2 separate regions of the Homo sapiens genome follow, and region 1 is linked to region 2. A link is a loop called in an ENCODE intact Hi-C map of the cell type or tissue named here. Cell type or tissue: Caco-2. All regions are shown on one strand. Each heading gives the region's core, and the rest is flanking DNA. Links, peaks and the distances in the headings are about the cores only. Region 1 overlaps CTNNA2 (catenin alpha 2). Region 2 overlaps CTNNA2 (catenin alpha 2).

Evidence for each region. Peaks named below come from ENCODE experiments on the same cell type or tissue, not always from the same donor. Only the 100,000 strongest peaks of a DNase experiment are listed, where the experiment ranks them.
Region 1: it touches region 2 in a loop (3-fold over the local background); 2 of 110 quality-filtered maps call a loop at or near these places.

Annotation. Positions count from the first base shown.
Region 1 is chr2:80,141,708-80,150,049 of GRCh38, forward strand. The region is part of intron 7 of CTNNA2 (catenin alpha 2); the gene reads left to right. Among named protein-coding and RNA genes, the nearest start is that of LRRTM1, 160 kb to the right of the region's middle. In Caco-2, for the core only: no CTCF peak of the experiment used is centred there; a DNase peak (open chromatin) is centred at 3,564.
Region 2 is chr2:80,068,240-80,076,581 of GRCh38, forward strand. All of the region lies in intron 7 of CTNNA2 (catenin alpha 2), which reads left to right. Among named protein-coding and RNA genes, the nearest start is that of MIR8080, 210 kb to the left of the region's middle. In Caco-2, for the core only: a CTCF peak has its summit at 4,985 (motif pointing right); a DNase peak (open chromatin) is centred at 5,072.

The DNA.
Region 1 (8,342 bases), core at 306-8,305, 73 kb after region 2:
TGAGTTATTTCATGGGAAATTTCAGGCATCTAGCTAGCCCTGAGAAGTAAGTGAGCAACTTGTCAAGCAAGAAGGTAATAGTAGCTTAAAACAGTATCCCAGAAAGAATCATGGGATGTTTGGTTCCCTACAGGAACTAAAGATAGCATTTTTTTTTTTTTTTTGAGACAGGGTCTCACTCTAAAGATAACGTCTTAACATATGTCCCTGAGTTGTTTTTCAGAAATCCAGATCCCCACCAAATGGATCCGCTGGCACATAGACCTCAGATAAAGAGGAACTGAGGACTGAATTCTGACTGCTGTTCTTTGTTCTGAATTTCTTCCTGAGGGGCCTGGAGGTCAGATGTAATATTCTGCTGATCCCAAGCTTTTAGAGAAAGCTTCGCCTCCTAAACCAATTGCAAATTAGAAAAATTTTGGATGCACCTATGTCTTATGAGCCCCTGCCTCAAGATGTCCCACTTTTTTAGGTCAAACCAATGCCTATCCTTCATGTATTTGACTTATGACTTTGCCTGTAATGTCTGCCTCCCCACCTTTAAAAACCCTTACCTGTAAGTCATTGGGAAGTTGGAGTCTTCAGCGTTAGCTGCTCACCTCTTCTTGCTTGGTGCCTTGCCATAAATGCCTCACTTTCTCTCACTGCAGTCCCTATGTCAGTGTTTGGCTTTGCCGCACTGAGTGAGCAGACCCCAGCTTGGTTTGATAACACCAGCAAGAGAGTATTTGAGGATGTCTTGGAAGCCCTAAAATGAGGAGCAACAAGAACTGTTAACAGATGAAAAAAGCAGAAAATGGAGTGAAGGAAAGAAGACGTAATGAAGCTGGCTATCTGGAGATGGAACATTCAGTTTCTCAGTTGCAAGTCTCTGAAATACCCTGTGTGTAGCTGAGATATTTTCCCAAAGTTCCACAATGCATATGAGCAATGAGGCCATACAAGCTTGTCCAACCCACCTTATTTTGTTGTTGTTCTGCTTTGTTTTGTTTGTTTTAGGCTTTCAGCAGCCCAAAGCCATGGTTTTTAGTTTCTGTCTCTAGTGATTAAGTGGAAATGAGAGATGCGAAAGGGGCTTTACTGGCCTAACCAGAAACAGAAACTAAGGACCCATGACTGTATTCTCTCCCTTGGACAACCTTGTATGGAGTAACAAAGGGCCATTGGATCATTCCTCAGGTGCCCCATCAAGATTAACTACCGTTGACAATGCCTCATAATGATAAGTGGAAAAGAGAGATGAAAAGGGGCTTTACTGGCCTAACCAGAAACAGAAACTAAGGACCCATGACTGTATTCTCTCTCTTGGACAACCTTGTATGGAGTAAGGAAGGGCCACGGGATCATCCCTTGTGTGCCCCATTAAGATTAACTACCACTGACAATGCCTTATTCTCCAGCAGCTCAGGTCTTTGATGCTAGGTGCCAGTGCTGAATGGATGTGAAAGTTCTCTGTGCACTTTGACTTACGGCCCAAGTGTCCTTCCTCCAACAGCCTTCCTCAGAACTTTACGCTGATATTTAGTCACAAGCAAGTGAACATTCCTGAAGGACATCAGAATGACTTCTATGTATTTTTTTGTGTTATATTATTTGGGACTGTCAAATCATAATTGAATATATTTATGGAGTATAAGTAATGTTTTGATACATTCATACATTGTGGGATGATCAAATCGAGCTAGTCAATGTATCTGTCACCTCAAATATTCGTCAAATTTTTTGTGAGAACACTTAAAATCCTCTCTTTTAGCTATTTTGAAACAGGCAGTACATTATTACTTATTGTAATCACCATGCTGTGCAGTAGACCACCAGAAGTCATTCGTCCTAACTGAAACTTCACACTCTTTCACCAAAGTCTCCCCTTTACCCACCCATGGACCCTCCCCAAGAATGAACAATTTGGAGTAGAAGATAGATTTCACGATATTACGTAAAATACATTCCTACATTCTCCTTTCAAAAAGAAGCAAGAAATAAAAAAATCAAAAACATCAAAGCTAAAGCAGCCCTAAGTGTAACTTGAAACTGCCTGAAGGAGGGCAGGGGAGGGATCACATAATTGCAGTGAGAAGTTCTGTTTTGCCAAATACTTGAGTGGAAAAATTATTGTTCCAAAGACCCAGTAAGTGTGACAACTTACTTGTCAAAACATTAATTCACATTTTGCTTTGATGGAGAGAATTTAGATTTTAAAATATATCTGCAGGGGTACTTAAAGCAGTCACATCTCATGTTTAGTATAGTTGTCATTAACAATTTCAAAGTTTTGGGGGCTAGAGGTCTTTCCCCCAATTAATGAGACTAAGTCCAAAAGGCTTCTGACCCTCTATGTTCTTTATATTTGATGATGCTGCCTTGTTAGGTTTTTGTCACTTTTGCCCCGTGCAATCTTTTAGCTCTAACACAAGTGTTTCTTACTTATAAAAATAGTAGGAAGCTTGAGGTACGTAGACAAAATGTGACAGTAGTGATATTAGTGCAGCGGGTTACAGTCCTATCCACATAGAAAATGAAAATTTTACGTCCTAAGCAAGAAGTTGGCAGCATGCAACTGTAAGAGGCACCACAGATTCCCCATAGATGCACCTGGTTAAAAGACAGCCTCCTCCTTAACAATACCAGAAGAAAGCTATAGAACTTGTGAGTTTATAAAAATTTAAAAAGATTAGTTAAGATCTGAACCCGTAATATGAAATGAGTTTTATTTAAATTCCTAAAGACAAACAAGTACAAATGTAAGAATACAACAACTTATCAATAAGGCAGTTTCACAGCAGTATATTTCTGAAGCTGCTCACCAGTCACTTCTTCCTAAGTCATCACTGGAACACTTAGAGGACGGTGTTGAGGGTTTTTCCCTGTCAGAGGCCTGAGCTGTCTCTTACTCTTTATTTGTCCTCACTCATTTCAGCTGGTGTCCATTGTTATTTTTCACTTTCGCCCAAGTCACTTCCTATTAATCCAGTTGTATTTGTCTGTCTGTAGTTGATCAACAGAGCTGAGATATTTTGCCTTAACCACACAATCTTCATTAACTGCATTAGTGTTGTTCTTCATTTGTTTCTCATTCATTATTTCTCATCCTGAAAATATTTATGGAATACTTACTCTATGGCAGAGTTTGTTACTCTCATCACAACTGACGTTTGGGGCTGAGTAATTCTTTGTTGTGGAAGATTGTCCTGTGCATTGTGGGATGTGTAGCATCATCCCTCGCCTCTACCCACTAGATGCAAGTAACACCTCTCCCCCCAGCTGTCACAACCGAAAATGCCTCCAGACATTGCCAGATATCCTCTGGAAGGCAAAATCACCCTTGGTTGAGAACCACTGCTCTCTGTCAATCACGGTTCTAGAAGCTATGGATACAGAAATGAAGAAAATCTTGAAACTGTAAATGCATGCAATATAACATGTTGACATAAGAAAATCTCCTTAGTTACTAGCCTATGTGCCCTGTTTGAAATAAATGATCTATATAAAATCCACTGCAGGCTGGGAGGGTATTTATAGACCCACAAGGCTGTAGGTGGCAGCAAAAGGCATTTTCTGGGTTGAATTCTCCCTGGAAGGGTCCTCTTATCTACACTCAAAGCATTTTTCTCCCCAGTCATTCATCCAACAAATATTTATTGAGAGTCCACTGGTTACCAGGCATGTTATGCTTGTTTCCCCTTCTCCCTTTGATTAGCTTTCTCCATGACCTCCAGAACTAGCCACTAGCCACTGTTGGGGGTTTTAAAAGCTATTCATTTGCAGTACCATGCTGCCTCCCCAAAGCATTTCTATTTAACTGCCATGTGCCTACTCCATATGGAATACACAGGAGGTCTGGAAATTCACGATTCAATTAACAGGAATTTAATTAGTGCCTACTCTTTGTGAGGTAGATTAAGAAGAATATGGTATGTGTCCTTCACTTGACCATGAGCCATTCTGGAAGTTGGGACATCTTGTTTCAGAAGCCCTGGGAGCGTTTTCCTAGCAGATCAAAGTCTACCAGAGAGAACTGTTCAGGGTGGTTCCCACAAAGGTTTATAGTATCCATCATCAGCAATCTAATGTGTATATGACTTTACAGAAAAGGTTTCATTTTTCTTTTAAAAATTCTCCATTTGCCGCACACACACTGGTAACTTGGTCATAGTTGCTGGGGTGGATTATAGATGTCTAAAGATGTCTCGTGTAATATTTTTACCACTTCTGCCATTGAGCAGTGGAGTCTATTTCCCCTCTTCTGGAGTCTCCTAGCTTTGACCCATAGAATGTGGCAGGAGTATACTCTGTAACTTCCATGGCCATGCTGTAGGAGATCTGCGGTGGCTGCTTCCAGCCATTTGCAGTACTTTCTCTTGGAATATCATTGCAATGCTGTGAAAACCTCAAGCCATGCAGAGGAGCACTGAGGTGCTCCAATGGACAGCCCTAGCTGTCTCTTCAAACAGCAGGGAGCCTTCACTGGCAGCCATGGAGGTGAGACTATTTTGAATTTTCCAGTTGTTCTGCAGCCCTAGCCAATAACACGTGGAGCATAGATTAGCTGTCCCTGGCGAACTCTGCCAAAATTGCAGAATTGTGAGCAAATACATGATGTTTTTTGTTTTAAGCCACAGTTGTTTCTTGGATTGTTACTCATCAATCGATTCAATAGACAACAAAGACAGTTACTTCTCAAAATTTCTTCCCTCTGAACTCTCTCCAACTTTCTGCTGATTAGGAAGTCCAGTCCCTAATGGCCTAGTTGACTGTCCCTGGCATGGGCTTTCAATTTAGCTTCTCCATCCATTTTTTTCTCTATCCGTGATGAATTGTCTTGCCTTTGGGGAAGAAATAGACCATTCCCCAAAACTTACCCACTTACTCTTTCTTGCTCTTACTTGAGTCTAGATTTGGACCACGAGACTCTCACTTTAACTGGTTAACCAAGAAGATTGATCATTTTCTAGTTATAGATTCAATTTATACTATCGTTTTCTGAAGTAGGAAGTCCCCTCTGGTTTTTTTTTTTTTTTTTTTTTTTTTTTTTTTTGAGACAGAGTCTTCCTCTGTCACCCAGGCTGGACTGCAGTGGCACAATCTCGGCTCACTGCAACCTCTGCCTACCAGGTTCAAGTGATTCTCCTGCCTCAGCCTCCCGAGTAACTGGGATTACAGGTTCCCACCAAAGTAACTGGGATTACAGGTTTCCACCACCACGCCCTGCTAATTTTTGTATTTTGTATTTTATTTATTTATTTATTTATTTATTTATTTATTTATTTATTTATTTTGAGATAGAGACTCCCTCTATCACCCAGGCTGGAGTGCAGTGGTGCAATCTCAGCTCACTGCAATCTCCGCCTCCTGGGTTCAAGCGATTCTCCTGTCTCAGCCTCCCAAGTAGCTGGGATTACAGGCACACACCATCATGCCTGGCTAATTTTTGTATTTTTAGTAGAGATGGGATTTCACTATGTTGGTCAGGCTGGTCTTGAACTCCTGACTTCAGGTGATCCACCGGCCTTGGCTTCCCAAAGTGCTGGGATAACAGGTGTGAGCCACCATGCCCAGCCTAATTTTTGTATTTTTCGTACAGTTGGGGTTTCACCATGTTAGCCAGGCTGGTTTTGAACTCCTGACCTCAAGTGATCCACCAACTCGGCCTCCCAAAGTGCTGGGATTACAGCCTTCTTTTGAATCACAGGGATGTTAATCAGTGTGCAGTAAAGACTGAACATAAAAATGGCGAATGGATATAAATGCTGTTGTTGGGAACTATGGTCCTAGCTGAGGGGCACCAAGATTAGAAGAAAACACTCACCACCCACGATGAACTCCAACAGGACTCCCTGTCAGATTTTCCAACAAAATGCCCCTTGTAAATCACTTTTAGGGGCCTTTGAATCCCTAAATTTCAGCAAAGTCCTGTTGAGATGCTGTATATGCTTTTCTTATATGAAATATTTAATGGTCCATCTCAGCCCCTTGTAGCAGGCTAATGCATTTCCTCTCCTGTTTTATCAGCAGTGTTTTGTGTTAGTCATTTATACCACGGGGTGGACTTCTCAGCCCCTACCTCCCTGCACCCACCCACCCAATCTTGTTATGATGTTCATTTGTCACATGCAGTACTGTGGTTCCTTAGAGAAACACAATTGATATGCCATCAAATTGCTCCTGACAGAGTGGTTTTAAAAGCTTTTAGAGCGGATGTACAGGGGAAAGTTTTGTCTTCACGGAGTCAGTGTGGCTCATCTGTCTTTATTAAATGTCTAACAGTTACACTGAACAAGAATGACATTTTAAATAAGAGTAAGTACTGCTTAACTTTTTAATGTCATTTTTTTAGAGCCAAGGATTTGAATTTTTTTGGTAAATGTACATAGCTCAGTTTATAATATAGGCTTTCATTTTTTTCTCCACTCTTTCCTCCATTGCAAATATCTAAATGTCTCTATTTTCAGTTGAGTTGGTAGAATCTGTCTCTCTTGAGATGTTCGGGGATTTCTTTTTAAAGGCATTGGCAGATTTCTTTCTGTACAGGCTTAAAGTTAGCCAGTCTTGTCTGGATTCAGGGGGTTACAAAAGTAGCATCAGCAGCAAAGACTGCTGAGTACAGGGAAGTTGGGAAACATCATGTGAAAGACAAGGAACTGGATATTTACAAGTCAACAGTCAGGTGGGCAATAGAATCCCAAAGAATACAAAGGCTAAATGATCACTGATCCAGCTGGCATGTTCCAGTCCTTGCAAATAGCTGCCTAAAGGCCTCTAGGCCTGCAGGGGCAAACTGAGGCAGGAGCTCATGTGCACTGTGGGGCAATGCACCCGAGAGAGCAGAGGAGCAGCACCAGAAGCAAAGTATGGGCCTTACCACCAAGGCCACCTGTCCCAGCTGCAGGCCTTTATTTTAAGAGATTTGATTCTGGACGAGCATAGTTTTCCCAAGCTCTTTGCTGAATTTCAGTTTTATTTCTCTGAGGCTTTGAAAGTTTATGAACGTATGCCATATAGAGTGTAGTTTTCCTTAGGTTCCATAAGGAAAACTGTCTTCCTCTTCAAAATAAAACCAAACTCTCCTAGGCTTGGCACTGGAAAGAGCATCTCCGGATGAGAAGAGAAGGTTGAACCACTGGACTCCTCTGTGCCCTAAATCAACTTCAGGCTGCAGATCATCTTCTTTATTGCTGCCTTGTGTGCTCCACTCCTCTGTTCAGTGGATGGAAATCTCTTTCACCTGATGTGTCATTAGCACTGCTGACCAAACTGGAATTTACCAAATTAAAAAAACAAAACTCAGAAAAGCTTCAACCTTCTGACTTATTTTGTTATTTTTTTTTTTTTTTTTTTTTTAAGACAAGTTATTTCTCTATCATCCAGGCTGGAGTGCAGTGGCGTGATTTGATCATAGCTCACTGCAGCTTCAAATGCTTGAGCTTAAGGAATTCTCCTGACTCAACCTCCTGAGTGGCTGTGACTACAGGTGCATGCCAGTGTATCCAGCTAATTTTTAAAAGTGTTTTTTGTAGAGACAGGGTCTTTTACTTTGTTGCGCAGGCTGGTCTTGAACTCCTGGCCTCAAACAATCCTTTCCACTCAGCTTCCCAAAGTTCTGGGATGACTTATAAAATACATGTTTTTGATCCTGTTATGAGAAGTCTGTAGAAACGCTACCTCTAGAAAATGTACTGTTCACACTCCAAGATATTTCTCTATAGATGGACATGTACATACACATGCGCACACACACATCATATCCATTTAACAGGGCTCAGCCCAAATGTCACCTTCTCTGTTCACTACAGCCAATTACAGTTTCTTCTTTCTCTATGTCAGGGCTTTTCTAATAATATGTCCCCAGCCCTTGTAGTGCTCCAGGCATTAGGCCATAGAAATACCCCTTAATATGCACCATTTGTGTAGCATACTTACGTAACTGTAGGCCTAGCAGCATTAACTAAGGAGATTGCCTGTGTAGACACTGAAATTTCCAACTGCTAGTTCCTTTCCAAGTCATGTTGATTAGGTTTCTTAAAGAGGATCTTCAACTCTAGATTCAGGGAATACTCGATTAGAATGGATCACACACACACACACACACACACACACACACACACACACACAGTGTATTCACTTTCTGAAAGTTTATTAGACAATGACCCAAGATGCAAATGTTTAGTTACAATTTTAAGCCACATTCAAGATCTTGTTTAAACACAAAAAACACATGCCTGAAGAATGAAGAGTGAACGCCAAAGCATCCACCCTAGGCCTGTTCATTATCTCCTGCACCTCCACCTGCATCTGTTGGCTTCTTGGGTCTTGTGCTGGTCATCCCCAGGCTCCAGAGGCCCTCT
Region 2 (8,342 bases), core at 308-8,307:
AGTACTGGAGGCCAGTGTTTTTGGAAGAGGACCAGCAGAATGGAGTGCACTAAGTGCTTTGAAGTACCTAGAGAGCCTGCAGGGAGTGGCACTAGGTAACAGGGAGGTCATGCTTCTCCTGTTTATCATCTTGGCCATTAACTAGAGCAAAGCTCTTTGTGGGAAACATGCAAATTGCTGAAAATGGAGTTGAATTTCCTTCATCTCTCTTTAACTGGAAATATAATTGCAACTCCTTGCACATTGCATGAATTTTTTTAAATCCTGTCACGCTTTGTTGGCTCACTGCTTTTCATCTTAATGTTTATTAAAACAGCCCAAGTTCCCTTTGATGCTGAAAGCCCAAGTATGTGATTGGAGACCATTGCCAAATTACAATGTATTTTTTACTTGATACTGAGTTTTTTGACTGTTCATTTTTAACTTTTCTCTTAATAACTTGAGAGTTGGAGAGTGAGGGTAGGAAAAAGGAAAAAAGTCAGAAACAGTGACTGGCCAGTTTGAAACCCTTTCCTGGACTCAGGAACCTGATAGTTATTTCCAAAACACCACCACAGACATCTCACATGTTTTCGTATGAGACTCTGTTCTTATACCCCTGACTAGTGGCAGATGGAATGAGCCATGATGCGTGGTCCATGGATGGATGAAAAGATATGTTACATTTTCCTAATGGAATGATCAAGGACCTAACACAGGCACTGCATTAGTCAGGATTCTCCAGAGAAACAACCAATAGGATATGAATAGATATAGAAGAGGAGATTTATTATGACTAACTATTATATAGGAGGCCAAAATGTCCCCTGATAGGCTTAAGAACTAGGAACACAGGGGAAGCCTAAGGCTGGGGGCAACTGAAAAGCATTAGCTCCAATGTCCAAGGGCAGAGAAGATAGATGTCCCAGCTTGAGAAGAGAGAGAGAATTCACCCTTTTTCCACCTTTATGTTCTGTATGGACCCTCAGCATATTGGAAGCTGCCCTAATGCTTGTGCACACTGGTAAAGGTAGTTCTTCTTTACTCAGACTACCGATTCAAATGCTAATCTATTCCGGAACACCGTCACAGAGACAAGTAGGAATAACATTTTGCCAGCTACCTAGGCATCCCTTAACTCAGTTAAGTTGCCATATAAAATTAACCATCACAAATCTACCGCTTGTCAGCATGGTACTCACAAACACTTCTTTTTAAATCATACTTTATCTCTAAATAAAAATAATAGAAATTTATAATTCCATCTAACATGATACAACCATCCGCCATACGATTGAAAATGTACTAATTCCTTCCCCAAAAAAGAAGGTGAAATCTTTGTCTGATCTTTTCTCTTGATACACCATAACTTCAATATTATGATGTGAAATTAACAATGCTTAAATATTTATATAAAGTCAAAACATATTATGTGATAAGGGAATAAGAGAGGAAATAAATTGAAGAGATTTGCTTAATATATGTACGTGTGTGTGTGTGTGTATAAATTCATAACTAATAAGAAAGAAATACTCATGTCAGTGACAGTCCTCCTTTCTGTAAATGGCCATGGCTGGTATTTATAGCTACCTTCTTCTACTATGCATTCTGTTCCCTTTGCCTTCAGCAAGCACCTTAACCTGTCATGCATTTTTATGTGGTAGGTTGACCCAAATCTTTATGCCTGAAGGGTCTGGGCTATTCGTACTTCTGTCTGGAATGTGTTGTAGTCTTCAATTCACTTTAATCACAGGGCATGGTAATACTAAACTAAGAGATCTTCTATATTCCAGACATATTCTTTCTTACCCTGACTGTGGATGAGTGCTACAATTTGCCCTGGTTAGTCTGGATCAATCAGCCCAGCCAACACTGTAACTCCCTTCTCAGTCTATTCACTCATAGGCACATTTAACCCTTTAGAGTAGTGGGTGAGATGATTCTAATTTGATCTAACTAACTTTGCAATAAAGCAGAGATGGGTGCTCCAGTTTTCCTGAAAAGGTAGTTTTGCATTTGAGTCTAATTTACAATAAGCGGGATGATGCCCAGGAAGAAATACTACCTGGATGGTTTCCAAAAATGTTCTATATGAGGGGATTGTGAGTGAGAAGTGTATTAGTTTCCTGTGGCTGCTGTAACACATTATCACAAACTTGGTTGCATAAAGCAACAGAAATTTGTTTTTTCACAGTTTTAGCATCCAGAAGTTCAAATTGGGCCTCACACCTGTAATCCCAGCACTTTGGGAGCTGAGGCGGGAGGATGTCTTGAGCCCAGGAGTTTAACACCAGCCTGAGAAACACAGTGAGACTTTGTCTCTACAAAAAAATAAAAAATAAAACAAAATTAGCTGGGTGTGGTGGTGTGTACTTGTAGTCCAAACTACTTGGGAGGCTCAGGAGGGAGGATCGCTTGAGCCTGGGAGGTCGAGGCTGCAGTGAGCCATGATCACACCACTGCACTGCAGCCTCGGCAAACAGAGTGAGACCCTGTCTCAAAAAAAAAAAAAAGTCTGAAATCAGTTCCATTGGGCCAAAATCAAGGTGTGAGCAGACTCATACTCCCCCTGAAGGCTCTAGGGGGGAATCTCATCTCCTTTCTTCTTCCAGCTGCTGGTGGCTACCTACATTCCTTGGCCATATAACTCCAGTCTCTGCCCATGGTCACATTGCCTTCGCTGTGGTCTCTTTGTGTCAACTGTTTCTCTGCTCTCCTCTTATAAAGATACATGTGTTTATATTTAGGGCCCTACCAAATAATGCAGAATAATCTTCCTATCTCAAGATCCTTAACTTACTTGTGTCTGCACAGACTCTTTTTAAAAATCAGGTAACACTTACAGGCTCCAGGGATTAAGAACTGATAGATTTGAGGGCCATTATTCAGCCTATTACAAAAAGTTTCACATCACTTCATTCCAAAGCCTAAGCCTTGCTCTACTGCACTTCAATATTTTCCTCATTGGTGCTGTATTCTAGTTGTTATTATATCATAGAAAGAAAAAAAGTTTTTGAAAAATTAGAGGACAAACTCATTAAATGGAAGAATTGTAACAAGAAAGAAAGGAGAGATAGTAACAAAGTTTTGCTGAAATATACCTCCTCCCTATTCCGTGCCGTCAATTGTAGCATCCCGCTCTGTTGAATGTCTTCCTTTGAAAGCTTCTCTAAGTTTTTACTTTGAAATGTAGATTTGGTTACCCATTCAGAAATTGCCATCTCACATGTTTAATCAAGACCTTGTCTGTCATTGTTGCCCACTACAAAGTTTTATTTAACCCTGGAGTGAATTTACTGTTCTACTCCTGCTGTGGGCCCCGTGAGGTGGTGTGTGGACCTGAGATGAAAACCACTTGATGTGTGGTTGGAGGGTAATAGACTTCTCTCACCCAGACTGATAAGTCATTACAGGCCCTTACATCCAATAAATCTGAGCTGATTCCCAGCTTGCACTTAGTGTGGCGGAGGGGAGAGAGGACTGAGGGAGGACAGAGTCTTTTCTAAAATGCTGTTCAACGTTGTACAGAGTACTTGGTAACAGATGAGCTCATCGGCAGGGGTTGGAGAATGGTTGTTGAAGTGGTGGCACATTTGGTGGCAAAGGTGGTACCACATGTAATGTCTGCTGCAGACATAACAGAGGAATTCTCGGATTTGGGGAAAACTTGCAAATGAAAATAGTAAAGTTTATCTCCTGCAGAGTTATTGGAAGAGAACAAGAGGGAGGCACTAAGACTCAGATTAAGAGGAGAAAATGTTCCAAATGCTTTGGCAAGGGGATCTTACATATTGGCAGATTTTGACCCTTTTCAGAGTCATGCAATGCTTCTTAAGCTGGAGTCTATAGATAGACACTGAGAGCTCCACAAATTCTCAATTAGAGAAACACTGGCTTTAAAAATAGTGTCAACTCTTAGCCTGATATCTCAATGTCTCCCAAATCTAGCTCCATCTGCCCCTCTTAGTCTACTTTTCTCGCCTCCAGTTTTCCAATTTGGGCTACTCAGCATTCCACAAGACATCTCATATTTGGTACTTTGCACAGATCATATTCCTGCTTTAAAATGTCACCTACCTTTTCTCCTCTTTTCCCTCCCCCACCCCCAGTATGTCCGCTGCCAAAAGTTCCAAGCCCTGCTCTGGTTCTGCCAGTTTCTTGGTGCTCAACTCTCTCTCCTGATTTCTGTAGCACTTAAGCTTGGAAAAGGGCCTTCTGGGGTACCCCACTGCTCCGTATCACTTTTATTTTCTATTTGTTTAATGTTTAAGATTTTGTCTCTGTTTCTCCTGTCACATATTTCTCAAAAACTGCATGCTTACTGTAAATACATAGAGTAACTTCATTTCCATTTTTGGAAGTTGAAAAGCCCTGCCACTAAGACAGGGCTCTGGGGAGCTTGCCCTCCACCCATCCACTATTCCAATACCATTCAAGGTGCAGTGCTGGTCCTGTCCCACCTATTCCAACTAAAACCACATGTCATCAGTGAATTATTGTGGGCAATGCAAAAAGGGAAGGTGGAGCAGAGCAGCGATGGTGAAGAGAGAGAATCTGTAAGAAAATAGGGAGGGTCAAGGGCCACTGAGAAACCTGTGATGGTAGGTAACAGAGAAAGACTTCCAAGCAGGAAAACGAGGGGAAAACGAGGGATGTTCCATTTGATATTATTGTTTACATTGTTGCAAGTAGAACATCCCCCAACTCAGAGTCAAACCTTCTGTTAAGTCAGTATCACACATGTGATGTATGAGTCTATTTTCGTGCAGAAATTAAAGGAAAAAACTGGTTTTCATATTTGAATCAATCAAAGTGAAGCAATTATCGTGAGTAGAAGCCAGAAGCTTTCTACAAAAGTAAAGATGAAATAGTAAGCACTGAAAATATTTGGAGAAATGTGGGTTTGTGGCATAAGGTTGCAGCCAGTCTTCTCTACATCTCATGGGGAAAGGAGATGCCGGGTGGCATTTTAAGGAGTTCAAAGGATTTGGGGACTAATCAAAGAAAAAAATATGACCACAAGGTGGCAGTGGTACACACAGGCTGTGTTAGGCACTTTGACAGGTTTGCAGGCAGAGAGGTTCCTTGCTGTGGAAGTCTGTCCTGAGGGTAAGCGCAGAGGTCCCAGTTCAGAAAGGAAAAAGGGCAGAGATCATCAGAGATTGTGTATCTAGGTGATGTCACTGGGCAGCACAGCAGGGGATCTCTGTGTCTGAGTGCTCAGAAGGGTAGCAGCAGCTTGAGATCTTTACACCCAGAGCTTATGTTATCTGTGGCTACAGGTGTTGGGCACAGATTTGTGAAGTGTGCAAAGCAAGCAAACTCCAATTCACTGAAAATCTGCTTATTTGGGCAATATTTAAGATAATTAGATGTGTAAAAATTTGAGATTGATGCCAGCAGGCTTTTGGGCTAATGGGTCTCAGCCTATGGTGAAGAAACACAGAACCCAAGTGCCAGTGTGCAGGCGCTCTCTGGTTTGTTCATAAAACAAACCTCTCTCTCTCTCTGTCACACACACACACACACACACACACACACACACACACACACTTATAGGATTGGGGTCATATCACATATGTTGTTTTATAACATTTGCAATAATATCTTAATCATTTTTCAATGTCATTACAGATTCTTCTGAAACATTCTTTTTTAATGGCTGCATATTGTTCCATCATGAGCTTCTCTCATGATTAACTAATCCTCTATTTCTGATATTTTCTAACAGATAGTCCAGTATTTCTAATATTGACCTACGGGTATGTAGTGATGGAGTCTGGGGCTTTTTGCTTCCAAACCTGTTTTGGATTCTTGGCTTTACTAAGCAACTGTTTAGCTGGGGAATCACCAAATGATTTTTGAAAATAATGTTAGGAAAAAGACATTTCATTCAAATTCTAAAATATTTAATTATGGCTTGATTTATTTAGTATTTATTTATTTAGCAACATGATGTATGGCCTAAGCTTATAGATTGGTTTTAGTCAAAAAACAACTGTGCTCATCAAATAAGCCCATTATGCAAAGCACACTCCATCATATTGGGTCCCTGAAGAATCCTAGTTTTGAGGTAAAGAACAGACCCCCATCTGGCTACATGTTACCCATCTGCAACAAATCACCGTGACACAAAACATTTAAAGAGGCAGTAGTTGTATTAGGAATGGCATTTCCCCATTTTGAAAGATGTAAGTAAAAACACTGTTTAACATCTGAAGTTCATTTGCAAGAAGAGTAGATGAGCTAGAGAAGGTGGCAGAATGACAGTGTGACTCCCACTTTCTTCATTGTGTGTCTGTATGCGTGTGTGGGGTGAAATAGAGGGCTTATACATGGCAAGATATGCTGCAGGAACAACACCTGATCAAACAACCTGAGTCCTGTACTCTCAATGCAGTTGCAGTGGTGATTCTCAGAGCTCTTCCCCCTCAGTGACCATTTGTGTATTAGACGCTGCTTAAACCTAAGGGGAAATAAGGAGCAAGAGAACAAGATGAGGTTCAAATGGTCTATGCCAGACAACTTACAAAACACATTTCTCTACATAATTCAGTGGAATCACCCCAAATAATACTGCAAATTGTATGTCTCCAATGTTCAGATTAGATTAGGTTACTAAGCCTTACAAATATCTTAGTGACTTTCTCAAGATCCTGGCTGAACCCTATTTGAACTTAGATCTGAAACTTCAAAATCTGTGCTACTTCTAAAAGATTATACAGACAATTTGTCAATTAGGGAAGTCCGTTAAAACTACTGTGTACATGAACATTTGACCTTGATTCGTTTCTATTAGGTCTGTCCATATCCCTTCCCTTACTGTTTTTTTTCTTTTTGTTGTTGTTCTTGTTTCTCCTTTGGTGTTTGCACTTCTATCCCTGTGTGATGGGAAGCCCCTTCATTCTGCCTTTTGTCTGTCCTGGGAAGGTCATCAGATAGGTATTGGAACTTGAAATATTTCAGCTTTTTCTTCTATCATCCATATCAAGATACCTGTATCCCATATTCCTAAGCCATCCATCCTGTACCATCTAAGATGTTAGGGCAAAGTGGCTTTTGATATACACTCTATCTCAGCACAGAACACAGTGGTCAAGAGGAGTTAGCTGTACCTGAATTCTACTCTGGGCTCTCCAACTTACTAGCCATTTCACTCTTGGCAGTTCAATTCTCTCTTAGTGTCTCATTTTCCTCCATTGCAAAATAAGGTGATAATAGCGTCTACCTCCTAGGGCTGTGTAAGGGTTAAATGATGCACTGTGTATAACTTGCTTAGGAAAATGCATAGCACATAGTCATCAAAAAATAACTGTTATAAAAATAATATTTATACATGTATAAATATTATAAAATAATATTTATACATGTATAAATATAAATATTTATACATGTATAAATATAAATATTTATACATGTATAAATATTATAAAAATAATATTTATACATGTATAAATATTATAAAAATAATATTTATACTTGTATAAATATTATAAAAATAATATTTATACTTGTATAAATATTATAAAAATAATATTTATACTTGTATAAATATTATAAAATAATATTTATACATGTATAAATATTATAAAAATAATATTTATAAATTAATTATTTTTATTATATGCTGAAACCACCTGTGTCTTAGGCCATCACTCTAATAGACTTCATTGACTATGAAATGCTTACTCATCACTAGTTACAAGCATGTGTACCGAATGGCTGGAGACAATGAGGAAAGGAGTGCTAGGTAGTTTAAGGACTTTACCTTCTGCCAGCTAAGGACCTACTTTGGAACCATAAGAAATAAATACAACTTTTTTTGCTGTTTTCTTACTGTATCTGGCTCCCTGATAAGAACTTATCAAGCCCTCTTTTCAAAAAGCCTCAATGCCACAAAGTCCTCCCCACCTTCTCAAAAAGGAAATCTACAAGTATTCATTGAAGGCCTCTTCGGTGTTTAGCCTTGTGCCGGGTCTAGGGAATGGAGGTGGGCTTCTAAGATGGCATAGGTTTTGGGTTTCTCAACTTACCTACAGACTTTTTGCATCATTTTTTCCTTTTTTTTTTTTCTTTTTTAGATAGGATCTCACTCTGTTGCTAAGGCTGGAGTACAGTGGTGCAATCACGGTTCACTGTAGTCTTGATTGCCTGGGCTCAAGTGATCCTCCCTGCTCAGCCTCCCTAGTAGCTGGGACCACAGATATGTGCCACCATGCCTGGCTAGTTTTTCTTTCTTTATTTTGTAAAACAGAGATCTCACTATGTTGCCCAGGCTGGTCTCGCATTCCTGGGCTCAAGCGATCCTCCTGCCTTGGCGTCCCAAATTTCTGGGATTACAGGCATGAGCCACTGCACTTGGC